Regions from separate parts of the Homo sapiens genome. Here region 2 is linked to region 1. A link is a loop called in an ENCODE intact Hi-C map of the cell type or tissue named here. Cell type or tissue: Calu3. All regions are shown on one strand. Each heading gives the region's core, and the rest is flanking DNA. Links, peaks and the distances in the headings are about the cores only.

Region 1 (7,886 bases), core at 2,222-4,721:
TACAGGTGCGCACCACCACACCCAGCTAATTTTTGTATTTTTTTAGTAGAGATGGGGTTTCACCATGTTGGTCAGGCTGGTCTTGAACTCCTGACCTTGTGATCTGCCCACCTCGGCCTCCCAAAGTGCTGGGACTACAGGCGCCTGCCACCACACCCAGCTATTTTTTTTTTTTATTTTTGTATTTTTAGTAGAGATGGGGTTTCACCGTGTTAGCCAGGATGGTCTCGATCTCCTGACTGAGATCCGCCCACCTCAGCTTCCCAAAGTGTTGGGATTATAGGCGTGAGCCACCGCGCCTGGTCTATGAATCAGTTCTTTCAATAAAGACTCCGCTGGGGCTGAGGGCTGCCAGATATTGGGTGTCCCTGAAGATGAAGCCAGTTGTGTCTATTGGCCTCTTCTCCAAATAGCCAAAGCAAGTGTGCTCAGTGCCCTGGAGTGGCCCAAGAGCAGGGGAATGAATAGTAAAAAATGTCTCAGGAAAACTCAGTTCTAGTTATGGTTTTTCCATTAATAGTTGAGGCTCCCAAGCTTCTCTGGGCTTCAATTTTATCATCTGTAAAAATAAAGGCATACGACTATTGGTGATTTCAAAATACCGATCTCATGTCAAGCTAGTGACTTAAAACCCCTCCAGGAGAGGTTGTTAAAGGTACACATTTCTTAGCATAAATCTGGAAACAACCGAAGTGCCCATGAGTAGGGGAGTGGTTAAATAAGTTATGGTATATCCAACCATAAATGCCCTTTGAAAAGTGTGAATTAGATCTGCATGTGCTGATACAGAAAGATCTCTAAGGAATATCATCAATTGAAAAGAGTAAAGTACAGAGCAACATATATGGCAAAATTCCTCTTGTGTAATTGAAAATGCATATATGTGTGTGTGTGTAACTGAAAATGCATATATATTTATATATAAATGCACATATATATATGGCACAAACTTGCTTTCAGTTATTGTTTATGTGGGGGTATACATGAAACTGTTAAGAGTGTTTATCTTAATAGTTTAACAGCTGTATGGGCAGGGTAATATTTAAGGTATTGCTAATAACAATAGTAATGTTAATAGTTAAGGGCTGATTCACCCCACCTATTTCTGATGTCTTCTTTTTTTGTACCCGTCAACATTTATCTACCAATGTGTTAGAACAAGAAGGGGACTTGGTACTGTGGGGAGAATACTGAATGGGCTGTAAGTGGATCCGAGTTTAAATCATATTCTTGTTGAATATTCTTGTGCAAGTAACTTAACTTCCCTGGATCTCAATGTCCTCGTCTTTTAAATGCGGTGATAGGACTAGCAATAAAACACGGTGGTTCTATTTTAATTTGCAGGTAGTGTTTATAAGTTATCTGGGGAGACACACAGGAACACACACACACACACATACATACACACACACACTCAAATACAGAACAAATGAGTAAAGAGCATTGCTAACTCTCAACAAATACTTTAAGTTCTTTCTTAACACTATGGGCTACAGAGGAGAAATAACCTTTATCCTTGAAGAATTTTATGATCTTGTATGGGAGACAAAACAAATTTGTGTGAACCAACTAGAGAATAATATAAAGCCACATATGACAACCTTGGATTAACCTCATTCTTATGGAGCTCCCTTTAAAATATTACTCACCTGAAACTCAAGAAAACCAGACTCGGCAATAAATGTAAAACCCAAGTCCCTCGGCCACATTTGCACTGAAATGTAAAATAAAGGGTTAGACAGGTACAATTTCCTTTGTAGTGATAAAATCCTCTGATTCTATTGCATAATCTCCAAAAGCAGGTCCAAACCGAATAATTTTTTTCCCCTGAAACTAGATTCCTCCCTGTTTAGTAGAGTCCCCATTTCCAATTTAGGACTTTGCCAACCCCATACAACTTCTTTGCACAAAATACCCCAAGATAAGGTCAAGGAGAAGGCCTTACATTATGTCAGCCCCATTATCTGAGCTTGAGAGCCTCCCTTGGCTCCGCCCTGTCTGGGCAATGCAGTGGGAGAGGGGACTGGGCTGGGGGTGGCCAGGTGGCTGTCTAGCCTGCCTGGTCACAAAGACCCCAGTGAGTGTGAGATGAGCACATGACAGGGGCTCCGGGCAGGTCAGACTTGACGCCTCACTTGACCCCACTGACAGCCAGAGTTTGATAAAGACATGATTGAGTTGAGGATTTCTTTCTGACAGTTTAATGGATGGCTATAATTAGGGGCCTGCTCTGAGGGTGTGGAAACACATAGACCCCATTGTAGGGAGGCTAAATGCTACAAAGGTCAAGGCCAAAATATGGTATGAAAGAAGCTCAACGTTTTCCAACACACAGGAGAAGTGAGTCAGTAGTGAAACGTGTTTACTAAGCATGATCAAGCATACCCATTTCTTTTCAGTTCCTGAGCCTGATGGTTGTCATCAGTGGTGGGTCTCTGAAGCAGAGTTTCAGTCCTTGTGGCTCCAGAGACTAGCACTCTAAAGGTGGAGTTGACAGGATAAACTTCCCACCTGATCTCAGAAAGCAACTGACTTTCTTTTCTTCTCCTGGAACCATCTCCCTGACTGAAAATAAGAATGACAACAATAACTGAGACATACACATTGAATTTTAATGTTAAATTTAAACAATATTTGTCAGTTTGTTTATGCTTCATTGTCAAAATAATGATTAATGAAAGTGGCTTTAAGCCCTAGATACTTTCTGGGATGTTTTAAAAGACTTCTTCTTGGAATAAAGGAGCCATGATGTGCCAGCCATAATAAGATCCAACTAACAACGAACAAAAAAAATACAGTGAGTAATGGCAATAATGTTCTCATTAAAGGAAAATACCTCACAACTTAGACAGAAACAGAGGGAATTAGTGAAACTCCATCCATTGAGGGCTCATAGGCTGCCCTTGGAAATACTCTTACCTGGTCACAGTACTAGTGAATTCATTTCCTGGTTAAGTTGGTAAGGTAGGCATCTTGAAAGACATTCATTAATCAAAGAATCAGATAATCCCAGGGCTGAAAAGGATTTTGGAGGCCCTAGAGTGCCAAAAGGCTGACCCACCTCTGCCGTATGGATTCTGATGAACAGAAGCTCTGACTCCTTTACACTGCCTATCCCAATCTGGGTAGCTATGAGTATTAACAAACTTGTCCCGATACAGTAGTCTCCCTTATCTGCAGTTTCACTTTCTACAGTTTTAGTTACCTGTGCTTAACCGCAGTCCAGAAATAGTAAATGGCAAATCTCAGAAATACACGTAAGTTTTAAATTGCATGCCCTTCTGAATGGCATGATAAAAATCTCATGCAGTCCTACTCCATCTCACCCAGGACGTGAATCATCCCGTTGTCTGGCATGTCCATGCTGTCTGCGCTACTCACCCATGAGTCACATAGGAGCCGTCTTGGTTATTAGATTGACTGTCATTTGTTTTGCAGTGCTTGTGTTCAAGTGACCCTTATTTTACTGAACAGTGGCTCCAAAGAACAAAAGTAGTGATGCTGGCCATTTGAACATGCCTAGGAGAAGCTGGGAAGTGCTTTCGTTAAGTGAAAAGGTGAGAGCTCTTGACTTAATAACGAAAGAATAAAAATTGCAATATTAAAGTTGCTGAGATCTACAGTGAGAATGAATTTTTTTACCTGTGAAATTGTGAAGAAGAAAAAAATTCATATAGTTTTGCTGTTGCACCCCAAACTTTATCATAGATATGTATGTATAGGAAAAAAACATAGTTGGGGTTGGTACTATCCTAGGTTTCAGGCATCCACTGGGTGTCTTGGAACATATTCCCTGTGAATAAGTGGGGACTACTGCATTGAGCTAAAATCTGTTTTTTTTTTTTGTTTGTTTGTTTTTTTAACCTCCCACTAATTGGTTCCATTCTACCAACTGGGGTCACATAGAACAAGGCTAAGTCCCTGTTACATATGTTACTAGGACTGGCTATGTAATTTGCAGGGCCCAGTGCAAAATGAGAATGTGGGGCCCATGTTAAAAATTACTAAGAATTTCAAGATGGTAACAGAGCATTAAGCCAAGGGTGGAACCCTTCTAACTGCAGAGCTCTGTGTGGCTTTACAGGTAAGCAACCCAGAAAGTTGGCGGCGTAGGGAACTTTCTGTTTTGTTTCTGAATGACTGGATTTGGTACAGTGTTAATAGAAGGAAACTATTTTTCCTCCACTTTGTGTTATAACTCTTTTTCAATTCCTTCTTCCTTCCTGCAGATCCCATGGAATATTCTGGTCTTTTGCATATATTAAAAGCCCAGTTCAATATTTTATTAAACTCCAAGCTGTCAATCACTACCTTTGCCCTGGCTGGGGCTGGGAAACTTGCAGAGACTTGCTTCTTTTCTTTGTTCTCCTGGCTGATCTACCTCCCACTCTTCATGTTGCTGTTGGCTCCTTCAGGGCTGGCCAGGGGTAGAAGGAGAAGGGCAGTGGATGGGAAAGGTCTTCCTTACTTGGTAGGCCCAGGTGTGATCCGGCGTTTAAGGGCTCTCTGAGCTGAGCACTCAAGTGCTCCTCTTTTCTTTCATGGGTACATCTCTGGGTTCTTCTAAGCTCCTCCTCTGGGGACTCTCAACTGCGGTTTTCTGGTGCAGGGATGCCTCCTTTGGCTAGAAGTTGATGACATTCGCCCAGCCCATGGCTGGTGGTTCACTGCAGTCTCCTTCTGCTGGGGTCATCCACCCTGCACTCCCTCCCTAATTCCAGTGGTCCTCTTGGATAGAGTTTTCAAACTGCCTCATGCTGGTCTCTTCCTCAGGATTCACATGTGGACCTTGAGAAACATGTGTTTTTGCGCTGCCGTTTGCATAGCTCCCTTCAGTCTGCCAGCACAGCTTCTACTCCCTGCCCACAGCCAGAAACTCCCTCCTTCAGATTTTCTTCCAAGTAAGTGTGACTCAGATACCAGTTCCAGAATCTGCCCCAATTCCAAGGAATATATGGCAAGCCTGTTAGAGGTTCTTTGAAACTCATCTCAGTTGGCCTGAGTAGTGGAGGATTAGGAGGGCATTTCAGCATACAACTTTCTTTACTTTTTTTTTTAGGCAGAATTTTGCTCTGTTGCCCAGGCTGGAGTGCAATGGTGCAATCATGGCTCACTGCAGCCTCAATCTTCTAGACTCAAGCAGTCTTCCCATCTCAGCCTTCCCATCTCAGGTCCTGAGTAGCTGGGACCAAAGGCATGTACCACCACACCTGGCTGATTTTTTTTTTTTTTTTTTTTTTTGGAGAGATGGGGTCTCGCTTTGTTGCCCAGGCTACAACTTTCTTCCTGAAGAAAGCTTACCATTTGTTGCTCCTCCTTAACGGATACTTAGTCTTTTCTTATATCATCTGGAGATGAGTGATAGACCAACGCAAGCAGAACAAATTATTGGTCTTGCCCCTTTCTCTAAATTTGAAGGTAGTTGGCACCTATTGTGGTTAGTGTTAGGGCTTTAGCAGACAGTGAGACAATAAAGAGAAGTCCCACTTGAACATCCTGTTATACAAGTAATGGACTAAGAAACATTTGAGGATAACTACAGCTATGGATTCAATGTTTGTGTCCCCCACAAATTCATGTGTTGAACTCCTAACTTCCAATGTGGCTATGTTTGGAGATAGGGCCTTTATGCAGGTAATTAAGGTTAAATTAGACTATAAGGGTAGGGACCTGATCTGGCAGAATTTGCATCCTTATTCTTAATTCCCTTTCTCTCTCATGTGCCCTTCTCTCTCCACCATGTGAGGACACAGTGAGAAGGAGGACATCTGTAAGTTAGGAAGAGGGTCCTCAACAGAACTAAATTGGCTGGCACCTGGATCTTGGACTTCCCAACCTTCAGAATCGTGAGAAAATAAATGTCTGTTGTTAAAGCCAGTCTGCTATGGCATTTTGTTAGTCAGCCTGAGCTGAGTAAGATGACTACTCTGCACTTCCGTGAGTGTTGCCTTTCTAAATGTGAGCACCTGCCATTCCTTTAATCCTCCGCAGCAGACCAAAATCTGTTTGCTCACCTCTCTGGACAGGCTCTAGTTTGTTACATATTGGAGTCACACTTTTCACAGGAATTGTTCTCCGTGGAGAACATTGAGCATAAGTGGAAATTGTGTTAAGCCACCTCACTCTTGAAAACCTGTTTGGTTGTTCTTAAAATGTAAATATAAAATATGAGATCAGTAGGATAAAGAAGGGTTGGATGCACAAACATATAACTAGGATTACTCTCTTGTAAACACAATTTAGATGGTTGTCTTTCTTTTTTGCTGAGGTTGCATGGTAGAATTTGGGTAACGTAAATGCACTTTTGACGTAATGTGACTGTACTCAACTTAAAGGATGGTGCCCAGATCTGAACATGCTATCCCAGGGTGGTCTCCTGAGCAAAAGGAAGAGGACTCTCAACCCCAGGACCCAGAAACTGTAGTTCTCTGAATGTTTCCTGAAAGTGCAGTGATGCTGGTAGCCTAAATCCATCCTGCTATCTCATTTGGTGTCTCACTTTCTCTATTTTATCCTTTCTGTATGCTTTTTAAATGCAGGCACGGAACTCATACTTACCTCTTTCTTTCAGATTCTGTCCTTTGATGTATTAAAATATATTAATCGCTCTTAAAGTATCTCCTCACATGATGCTTATTAATTGCAAAAAGAAAAACAGTTAACTTTACAGAGGGGAAACTTGACAGCCTTCCCCATAAGCAAATGACCGGTGTAAGGTACAGTGGCATCATGTGCCTCTGGATACTATGCACTGAGAAGGACATAACACCACTGTGAGTATTGCTAAAAAGGCACAACCTCCATCGAACCTTGAGAAAACACCAGACACACACCCAGATGGTGGAACATTCTATAAAATAAAAGTATATCAATGTCATTAAAGAGAAGAAAGACTGAGGACCTAGCTCACAGATTGGAGGAGATTAAGAAGACATACTGACTAAATGCAATGTGGATAAGAAAAAGGCCACTGGTGGGAAAATTGGTGAAATTCAAATAAGGTCTGTAGATTAGCTAAGAGTATTGTATAAATGATAATTTCCTGGTTTTAATAATTTTACTAAGGTTTTATAAGATGTCAATGTAAGAGAAAGCTAGGAAAGGTTTTTGCAATTTTTCTTTGAGTCTATCATCATTACTTTAAACTAGAAGTTTACAAATTGTATTTATTGGGTCCCTCCTCTGTGCCACTCTCTGTGCTGGGAGGAGAGCAGTAAACAAGACACAAGCTCTGCTTTCAGAGGCTCACAGTAGACTTTGCAGAAGGCCAAGCAGTCATGTACTACTTGTTATGATGGGTGTATGCATACAGTGCCAGAAAGAGCAAACAGCAGGGCTATTGGCTGGAGAAAACTGGAAGTGACATGGAAACTGAATCCCAAAGATGGAGTGGAGCTATCCAAATAAACAAATGGCTTATGGAAGAGAGATATGGGAAGCTGTTCAGGCACAGAGGCAAACTGTGCAAAGGCAGAGCCCGTTGGGGAACTGTAGGAATAGATCTGAGTGCTTCCTCAGTGTGCTGGAGGGCAGGAAGGGTGCGTTTGAAGTCTGTGAGCACGAAGGGGAGCAGGATGCAAGGGCCAGCCCAGGAAGGTCTCCTGAAGGCCTGCTAAAGAGCTGGAAGTGTGAAACTATTGAAGGATTCCAAACAGAGATTTGAAATGAGATTTATGATGTAGTGCATGCACTCTGGTCACCGAGTAGCTAATTGACTAGAGCCAGTAGTCAACGGCTAGTCTCTGATTCCAGTCAGAGTCAGTGTGGCCAGACGAGGCTATTGAGGTCATCCAGATGAGAGGACAGTGGCCTGAGTGGGTGTAGAAATCAGTAAACGCCTCAGTGTCTTTGTGAATCTCACCTCTTTCCTAAGAAGGGAAAAGGAA
Region 2 (7,886 bases), core at 3,627-6,126, 400 kb before region 1:
GCTCACGCCTGTAGTCCCCGCACCGGGAGGCCGAGGTGGGTGGATTGCTTGAGCTCAGGAGTTCAAGACCAGCCTGGGCAACACGGCGAAACCCAGTCTCTACCAAAAATACACACACACACACACACACACACACACACACACACACACACACACAAATTGGCCTAGCGTGGTGTCGTGTGTCTGTGGTCGCAGTTACTCAGGAGACCAAGGTAGGAGGTAGGAAACCAAGGTAGGAGGATCACCCGAGGTCGGTAGTTCGAGACCAGCCTGACCAACATGGAGAAACCCTGTCTTTACTAAAAATACAAAATTAGCTGGGCGTGGTGGTGCATGCCTGTAATTCCAGCTACTTGGGAGGCTGAGACAGGAGAATGGCTTGAACCCGGAAGGCGGAGTTTGCGGTGAGCTGAGATCGCGTCATTGCACTCCAGCCTGGGCAACAAGAGCAAAACTCCGTCTCAAAAAAAAAAAAATATATATATATATGTGTGTGTGTGTGTGTGTGTGTGTATGTATATATATATATGTATGTGTATATATATGTATGTGTGTGTGTGTGCATATATATATATACACTTTGTTTAATTGTAAGTGTGTTTAGTTTAATTTTTAATAATGTCCGTGATTAACAGCTGGCTGGCAAGATTCCTGAGAACTGAAGAGTTTGCCCCAGCCCATCCAGCACACCATGGGCCCAGGGCAGACCTTGGGGCTAGGCGGTCTTGGGTTCCAGAGGGCTCCCATGCCCCTGTCCTATTGCTCTTCTGGCAATAGGACATTTACGCGGGGGGGGGGGTGGTTCTTGATTCTGGGTCTTTTAGGGGACTCTGTGATTAAGAAACAGCAGGGATGTTGCAACAGCAGGGATGAGGTGGGCCTGGGGACGGGTCAGTGAAGGGTCTTCATTCCTAGCTGCTGACCTGATCTGCCCTGAGATAAAAGACTAAGACCCAGAGAGTGAACGCTGTCCGCGGGGGCAGAAGCGAGTGAGGCGTCGGGACAGTGGGGCATAACCAAGAGCAAAACGCAAACTGAGACTTCAGCGCCGGTTTCTCGGGCCAGCCCACGCCTCCTGCCTCAGCTCAATGCCACTCCCTCCCCGCCAAGTGGCTCTCCGCTCTGGAGGCGGGACCGAGTTCTCCGGTGGCCCCTGGAGGCTCCGGCAGCGAGCTCTGGGAGGCTGGGAGGGGAGTGAGGGGAGGGGCGCTGACTGGGCCGTCCAAAGAGGAGGGGGCCTTTAATAGGCTCGCCCAGCGCCTGGCTTGCTGCGCTGCGAGTGGCTGCGGTTGCGAGAAGCCGCCCGGCACCTTCCGCTAGTTCTCGGCTGCAAATCTTCGTCCTTGCACTTGACAGCGATTGTACTTAAGCTCCCAGGGCGCGCTTTGCTTGGAAAGGCACAGGTAGGAAGCGCGGGCTGCCGGGTGCACGCTCGCCGCCCTGGGAGGAGTCTCCCTCCCTTGGCTCTCCTTTCTGGGAACTGCCGGCTGTCCCGTAGCGTTGGCGGTTCCAGAGTGCGGGCTGCACGGAGACCGCGGCAGCGGCCGGAGAGCCCGGCCCAGCCCCTTCCCACAGCGCGGCGGTGCGCTGCCCGGCGCCATGCTTCTGCTGGGCATCCTAACCCTGGCTTTCGCCGGGCGAACCGCTGGAGGCTCTGAGCCAGAGCGGGAGGTAGTCGTTCCCATCCGACTGGACCCGGACATTAACGGCCGCCGCTACTACTGGCGGGGTCCCGAGGACTCCGGGGATCAGGGACTCATTTTTCAGATCACAGCATTTCAGGAGGACTTTTACCTACACCTGACGCCGGATGCTCAGTTCTTGGCTCCCGCCTTCTCCACTGAGCATCTGGGCGTCCCCCTCCAGGGGCTCACCGGGGGCTCTTCAGACCTGCGACGCTGCTTCTATTCTGGGGACGTGAACGCCGAGCCGGACTCGTTCGCTGCTGTGAGCCTGTGCGGGGGGCTCCGCGGAGCCTTTGGCTACCGAGGCGCCGAGTATGTCATTAGCCCGCTGCCCAATGCTAGCGCGCCGGCGGCGCAGCGCAACAGCCAGGGCGCACACCTTCTCCAGCGCCGGGGTGTTCCGGGCGGGCCTTCCGGAGACCCCACCTCTCGCTGCGGGGTGGCCTCGGGCTGGAACCCCGCCATCCTACGGGCCCTGGACCCTTACAAGCCGCGGCGGGCGGGCTTCGGGGAGAGTCGTAGCCGGCGCAGGTCTGGGCGCGCCAAGCGTTTCGTGTCTATCCCGCGGTACGTGGAGACGCTGGTGGTCGCGGACGAGTCAATGGTCAAGTTCCACGGCGCGGACCTGGAACATTATCTGCTGACGCTGCTGGCAACGGCGGCGCGACTCTACCGCCATCCCAGCATCCTCAACCCCATCAACATCGTTGTGGTCAAGGTGCTGCTTCTTAGAGATCGTGACTCCGGGCCCAAGGTCACCGGCAATGCGGCCCTGACGCTGCGCAACTTCTGTGCCTGGCAGAAGAAGCTGAACAAAGTGAGTGACAAGCACCCCGAGTACTGGGACACTGCCATCCTCTTCACCAGGCAGGTGAGTTGATCTGCCGTCACTTTGCACCCAGATAGTCCCGTTCTTTAGGGTCACCTCCCCTAGCGCTCCAAATCCCCTTTGTATCGTGCAATGCCTCCGAGTTTAAACCTCGTTGATCTCTTCCGACTCCAACTCTGTGGAGTTTCCAGGGAGAGCCCTCTCCCACGCTCCGCGGAGCGGCGGCTCACGTGCATCTGGGCCATTGGAGGAGAGCCTGCGCTTTCCGAAGGTGTTGGCCTGGCGCGGCCAATCAGCGCCTCCTGGATCAGGCGCCGAGGGGCCGGAACCCAGGAAGTTGCCGCCCCGGAGCTGCAGTTTGTGTCCAAGACCGATAGGAGACGCCGTGAGGATGGTGTTGGAGAGGGCGGGAACGGCCCACCCCTATTGTATGGGCGGCTGAGTCTTCTCGGACACCTCCTGAGGTCTCCTTTCAAGGGTTGTAGAACTGAAGGTGATCCAAGGTCAGCGCTTGCTACATTTCTCTCGGGTAACACGTTGTCCCCTCTCTGTACTGGGCCTGGAAAGCCTGGATTGGGGTGGAGGGAATCATTGAGAGATTTTGTGGGTTGCAGTGACAGGCCAGACTCAAGTACTGCGAGCATCCCTCCTTCACTGCCGCTTCTCCTACAGACTTCTCTGCTGGGCATGGTCCAAGAGGCTTCTAGACCATTCTGAGCAGGCGGTGTAGTTAGGGCACCTGTTTGGAGCTGAGACTGTTTCACTTGGAGTTTCAAGTGGAGTTTTACTTGGAGCTGAGTTGGGAAAATCTCTTCCAATTTTCCTGTATCCTTGCTGTCAGAGGGTGACCCGTTTGCCCAGATGTATACTACAGAGCAGAGCGGGCATGCTTGCTCCTGCTCCCAAGTCACTAAAATTCCTATGACCACACTTGACTTCAGGGCTCTAGCTTCTGCCCTTGCTGGGGTGGAAGTGGTGTGAGCTTAGTCAAGAGTATTTGGAGATTCCAGCTGTAGAGTTAGAAGGAAACTGAGTATTGGGATTAGAAAGATGGACCCAGCCCAGGAAGCAGCCCTGCCTTTTGCAAGGCCTTTCCTGATATTCTATGTCAAAGAAGCTACAAATCTGCAAACGTTTAGATTCACAGGTGTTGGAGTGATTGGGCACTGAGGAGTATTTGGATTCTTGAAATTTCTCAGATACAGGAGGCTGGGAGGAAAAGAGCCATCCAAGTGAGCCTCTTCTTCTGATTTGGGGGACTGTGACTTGAATCTGTGCCATGCTCTTTTTTTTGGTTATTATCATAACCACAGCACTCTGGGGATGGCGTGGAATCCTTGGTTACCTGTGGGGCTCTAACTCTCCACTGTTTCCAAATGGTCACTCAAAGTTGGACTGGCGCACACAGTCTGGAGCTGGAGTCTTCCACAGTAACCCATTTGGCACAGCTAGTCCCTTCCTGGAGTCGAACTTCCTCTGTTCCCAGCCTTCTTCTCCTCCCACCACCTGGTTTCTCTAGGGAGGTCTTTGGCCTGAGTCTGTTTCCTTGTGCTCATTCTTCCAACTGAGGTCTGTTGAGCTGCCACTGCCCAGCCTCTGCAAGCACTGCCTGAGTCATGGGGAAGCTGCAAAGGAGGTGGCTTTGACCTCTGCACACAGACCAGCTTGGCAGTTAGATTGCTGGGGCTTGAAAAAAAGCAAAGGCCAAGAACAGGATATCTTAATGGGCAAAGCAGCTGTTGCCCCATTCGTTACCTGGGCTGCCCCAGTGCAGGTCACTCACTGGCTCCAAAATAAAAGACCTCAGCCTCTGCAGCCTGGTGGTGAAGGCTGGCTTCTGGAGTCAGCCCTAGGAGAAGAACTCCTGCTGGGAATAGGGACCATGCCGTCAGAAGGAGGCCGCCTTTTGAAGAAGAAGCAATCAAACAGCATGACAGCTTCTATTTCTCAGTGGTGTGTGCTCAACCCCCCGGGGGCTGTGTTGTCCATGCATAATGGGTACAAGATGCATGACCACTGGATCAGAAGCAGTGATGTGCAAAATGTGACTTTTAGAAGCTGCCTTCCCCTTAGGTGCCTAGAGAGCAAAGCTAGAGAGTGAGGCTTCTGTGTGGTCAGGGCCACCATCAAGGTATGTACTTTATGCTTCAGAGGAAACCCCTCTTCCCCACCTCCTCAGCAGCTCAGACTTCAGGGCCTACTGCATTCTGAGAGTCTCAGGATCTTCTCACTCCTGATATCTCTGGGGGAAGGTACAGTATTTGATGAGAACAGGAGGGAGTAGCTGCCCTTTCTAAGATTAAGGCAGATGCGGTCTCCGGGAACCTTAACTGCCCGGAAAGGAGAATATAGTGGTTATACAACAAGTATTTTGACAATTTGAGGAGTTTACTTACAGATTCAGAATAAGTTCATGGAGAAAAGTGCACATCTGATTTTGCAAAGTGATCGGTCTCCAGGCTCATAACAGCAGGGTGAGGTCAGCACAGGACTGGAACCAGGATCTGCGAAGAACTAGAGCCAGAGTGTTTCTCATTTATTTCTATGAGGAGAAAAGTTTCTTTGGCTTCTTGTTGCATTGGGCGGCAGGAGCCAGGTATTTAATGCCGAGACTTGGTAGGCCCTCCCTCATTCCCTGAGACTTCTCTGTCTTTAGGTCCAATAACGCTGCCGTTTGGGTGACCCTTTGTGGTAGAATGGCTTTCATTCATTTATTTGTACACTCTTTTAATACTTGTTGAGCATTACTTATTATTATTTCTAGGTACTACCCTGGGCTGTGGAGCTACAAATTGTAATAAATTGTGGCCTTGGCCGGGCGCAGTGGCTCACGCCTGTAATCCCAGCACTTTGGGAGGCCAAGACAGGTGGATCATGAGGTCAAGAGATCAAGACCATCCTGGCCAACATGGTGAAACCCTGTCTCTACTAAATATACAAAAATTAGCTGGGCGTGGTGGCTCACGCCTGTAGTACCAGCTACTCAGGAGGCTGAGGCAGGAGAATCACTTGAACCTGGAAGGCGGAGGTTGCAGTGCGCCGAGATCATGCCACTGCACTGCAGCCTGGTGACAGAGTGAGGCTCTGTCTCAAAAAAAAAAAAAAAAAAATTGCGGCCTCAGGTCCCCAGGAATTCACCATGGGATGGGGAGCTTACAAGACAACAGCTAATTTCAGCAGGTTGTGCTAAGTGCCAGACCAGCCCTGTTGGGGAGGAGGGGCGTTCTCCTGAATGCTGAAGCTAAGGAAGTGCTCCAAGGGACGGGAGCAGGAAGGGCACTGGCTGCGGAGTCGGGGCTGGGGAGGGGAGCTTGTTTTCTATGTCGTCAGATGCCCTCTCCTCCATTCCACTTCTGCTTTGCTCTCTGTGACCTTTTCTCCTTTGGACTGATTTTTTTTTTTTTTTTAGGACTTGTAGTTTATGGTTTTACTGTCTGTTTCTTCATTTCTTTCTTCTTTTTTTTTAGGACTTGTATTTTATGGTTATTCTGTCTGCTTCTTCATTTATTTCTTTATTTTTTTTAGGACTTGTATTTTATGATTATTCTGTCTGCTTCTTCATTTATTTCTTTATTTTTTAGAGATAGGGTCTCATTCTGTCACCCAGGCCATCAACTCACTGCAGCCTTTAACTCCTGGGGTCAAGTAATACTCCCACCTCAGTCTCCTGAGTAGCTGGACTACAGGCCTGCACTACCGTGCCCAGCTAATTTATTTTTGTAGAGACAGGGTCTCACTATGTTAACCAGGCTGATCTTGAACTCCTGGCCTCAAGAGATCCTCCTGCCTCAGCCTCCCAACGTTTTGGGATTACAGGTGTGAGCCACCATGCCTGAGCTCTGTAATATTCTTTGTGAGAAGACTTTTAACTACAAATTTCATTTTTAAAACATATATATTCAAGTTATTTTTCTTGAGTGAGCTTTGGTCATTTATATTTTTCAAGAAATTTTTCCATGTCCTTTGAGTTGCGAATTTATTGACAAAAAGTTGCTTATAATATTGTCTACTATCTTTCTCACCTCAGTCTCCCAAGTAGCTGGGACTACAGGCATATGACTAATTAAAAAAATGCCTGACTAATTAAAAAAAATTTCTTTTTTTGGAGACGAGGTCTTGCTATGTTGCTGTGTTGCCCAGGCTGGTCTCAAACTCCTGGGCTCAAGCGGTTTGCTCGCCTTGGCCTCCCAAAGTGCTGAGATTACAGGCGTGAGCCACTGCGCCTGGTCTATTTTGTTTGTTTGTTTTTTTCCTGTTGCCTCTTCATATCATTTGATGCCACCTCTGTTTCCTCTCCTCTCACTCTTCTTCCATGCTCTCACCTTCCTCTTTTGGGACCATCCAGGCAGGATCTTTGCAGTCTTTCTCTTCCCCCTTATTCTCTTCATTTGTACTCTGACTTTTCCCCTCTCACAACCCTGAGCTTGGTGCTATCTTCTTGTTTTGACCTTGAGCAGTACTGTGTTTCATTGGGGATGCCCTACACTGCGCAGAGCGGAACAGCATTCTAGAACCTAATGTGAAACAGACGCCAGTTCTTTTGGTGATAAAGCACTTGTCATAGGGCAGTGATATTTAGTGTTCAGATAAAAATAGTTAATAATGAAGTGATAATACGTATGTTACACATATCTCCCTATACAATAGAAAAAGATCATGATTTCATTAGGATCTTTCTTGAAGTCGGGCCTTGGAAGATATTAGGAGAGAGGTCATTGGTAGATTGAGTATTTAATAATTTGTTATTCTTGGCCACTAACTGGAAACACAACACCATGCCTTCTGGGAGGGAGGAGGGAAGGAGTGGGAAGAGAGAGGGAGGAGTGCAATATGTTGGTTCCCTGTCGTGCAGGATGAGTGCTCGCTCTCTTTAGTTACATCAAATGAGTTCACCTGATATTAATGTCAGCAGATGGGGGAGGAAGGTTGGAGGGAATCTTTTTCTTTTATTTTTAACCGCTGGTCTAGTCAGAAAGGCAAGTGAGTTTTTCTCTTTCTTTAGGTCTTGCTCTCCTTCTGCCTTTGAACTTCTCTGTAGTTGTTTGCGTCCCCTCCCACCCCTGGAATTTTCCCCCCAACCTTTCCTTGACACCTTGACTCGATCACGTGGCATGATGGAAAGAACACAGGCTTGGAGTCAGGCAGAGCTGAGTATGAATCCGGGGGCTTGAACTCTCTAGCAATGGACATTGCGTGAGTCAGCTATGTGCACTTAACTTTCCTCACTCTTAGAATGAGGATAATGATGATGACATGATACCTCACTTACGGGGCTGTTGCACAGATAAGTGTTACTGAGTGGTCCAGAATAGGCCCCCAGTTATGGTAGTTATTATCATCTCATCACTGCCTTCGTAGTCACTCAGTACATG

What was found. Hi-C counts contacts between places; a loop is a spot of excess contacts. Peaks named below come from ENCODE experiments on the same cell type or tissue, not always from the same donor. Only the 100,000 strongest peaks of a DNase experiment are listed, where the experiment ranks them.
Region 2: a loop joins it to region 1, with 2.6 times the contacts of the local background. A loop is called at or near these places in 6 of 110 quality-filtered maps.

What each region holds. Positions count from the first base shown.
Region 1 is chr11:130,844,478-130,852,363 of GRCh38, forward strand. It overlaps LINC02551 (long intergenic non-protein coding RNA 2551), which reads right to left. Exons shown (of 6, transcript NR_125383.1): 4 at 2,386-2,565; 5 at 1,650-1,714; 6 at 1-559. Among named protein-coding and RNA genes, the nearest start is that of LINC02551, 14 kb to the right of the region's middle. In Calu3, for the core only: no CTCF peak of the experiment used is centred there; a DNase peak (open chromatin) is centred at 3,364.
Region 2 is chr11:130,447,375-130,455,260 of GRCh38, forward strand. ADAMTS15 (ADAM metallopeptidase with thrombospondin type 1 motif 15) reads left to right here and starts at 1,271. Exons shown (of 8, transcript NM_139055.4): 1 at 1,271-2,556. The coding sequence starts at 1,600. RefSeq lists an enhancer at 4,240-4,741. In Calu3, for the core only: no CTCF peak of the experiment used is centred there; no DNase peak of the experiment used is centred there.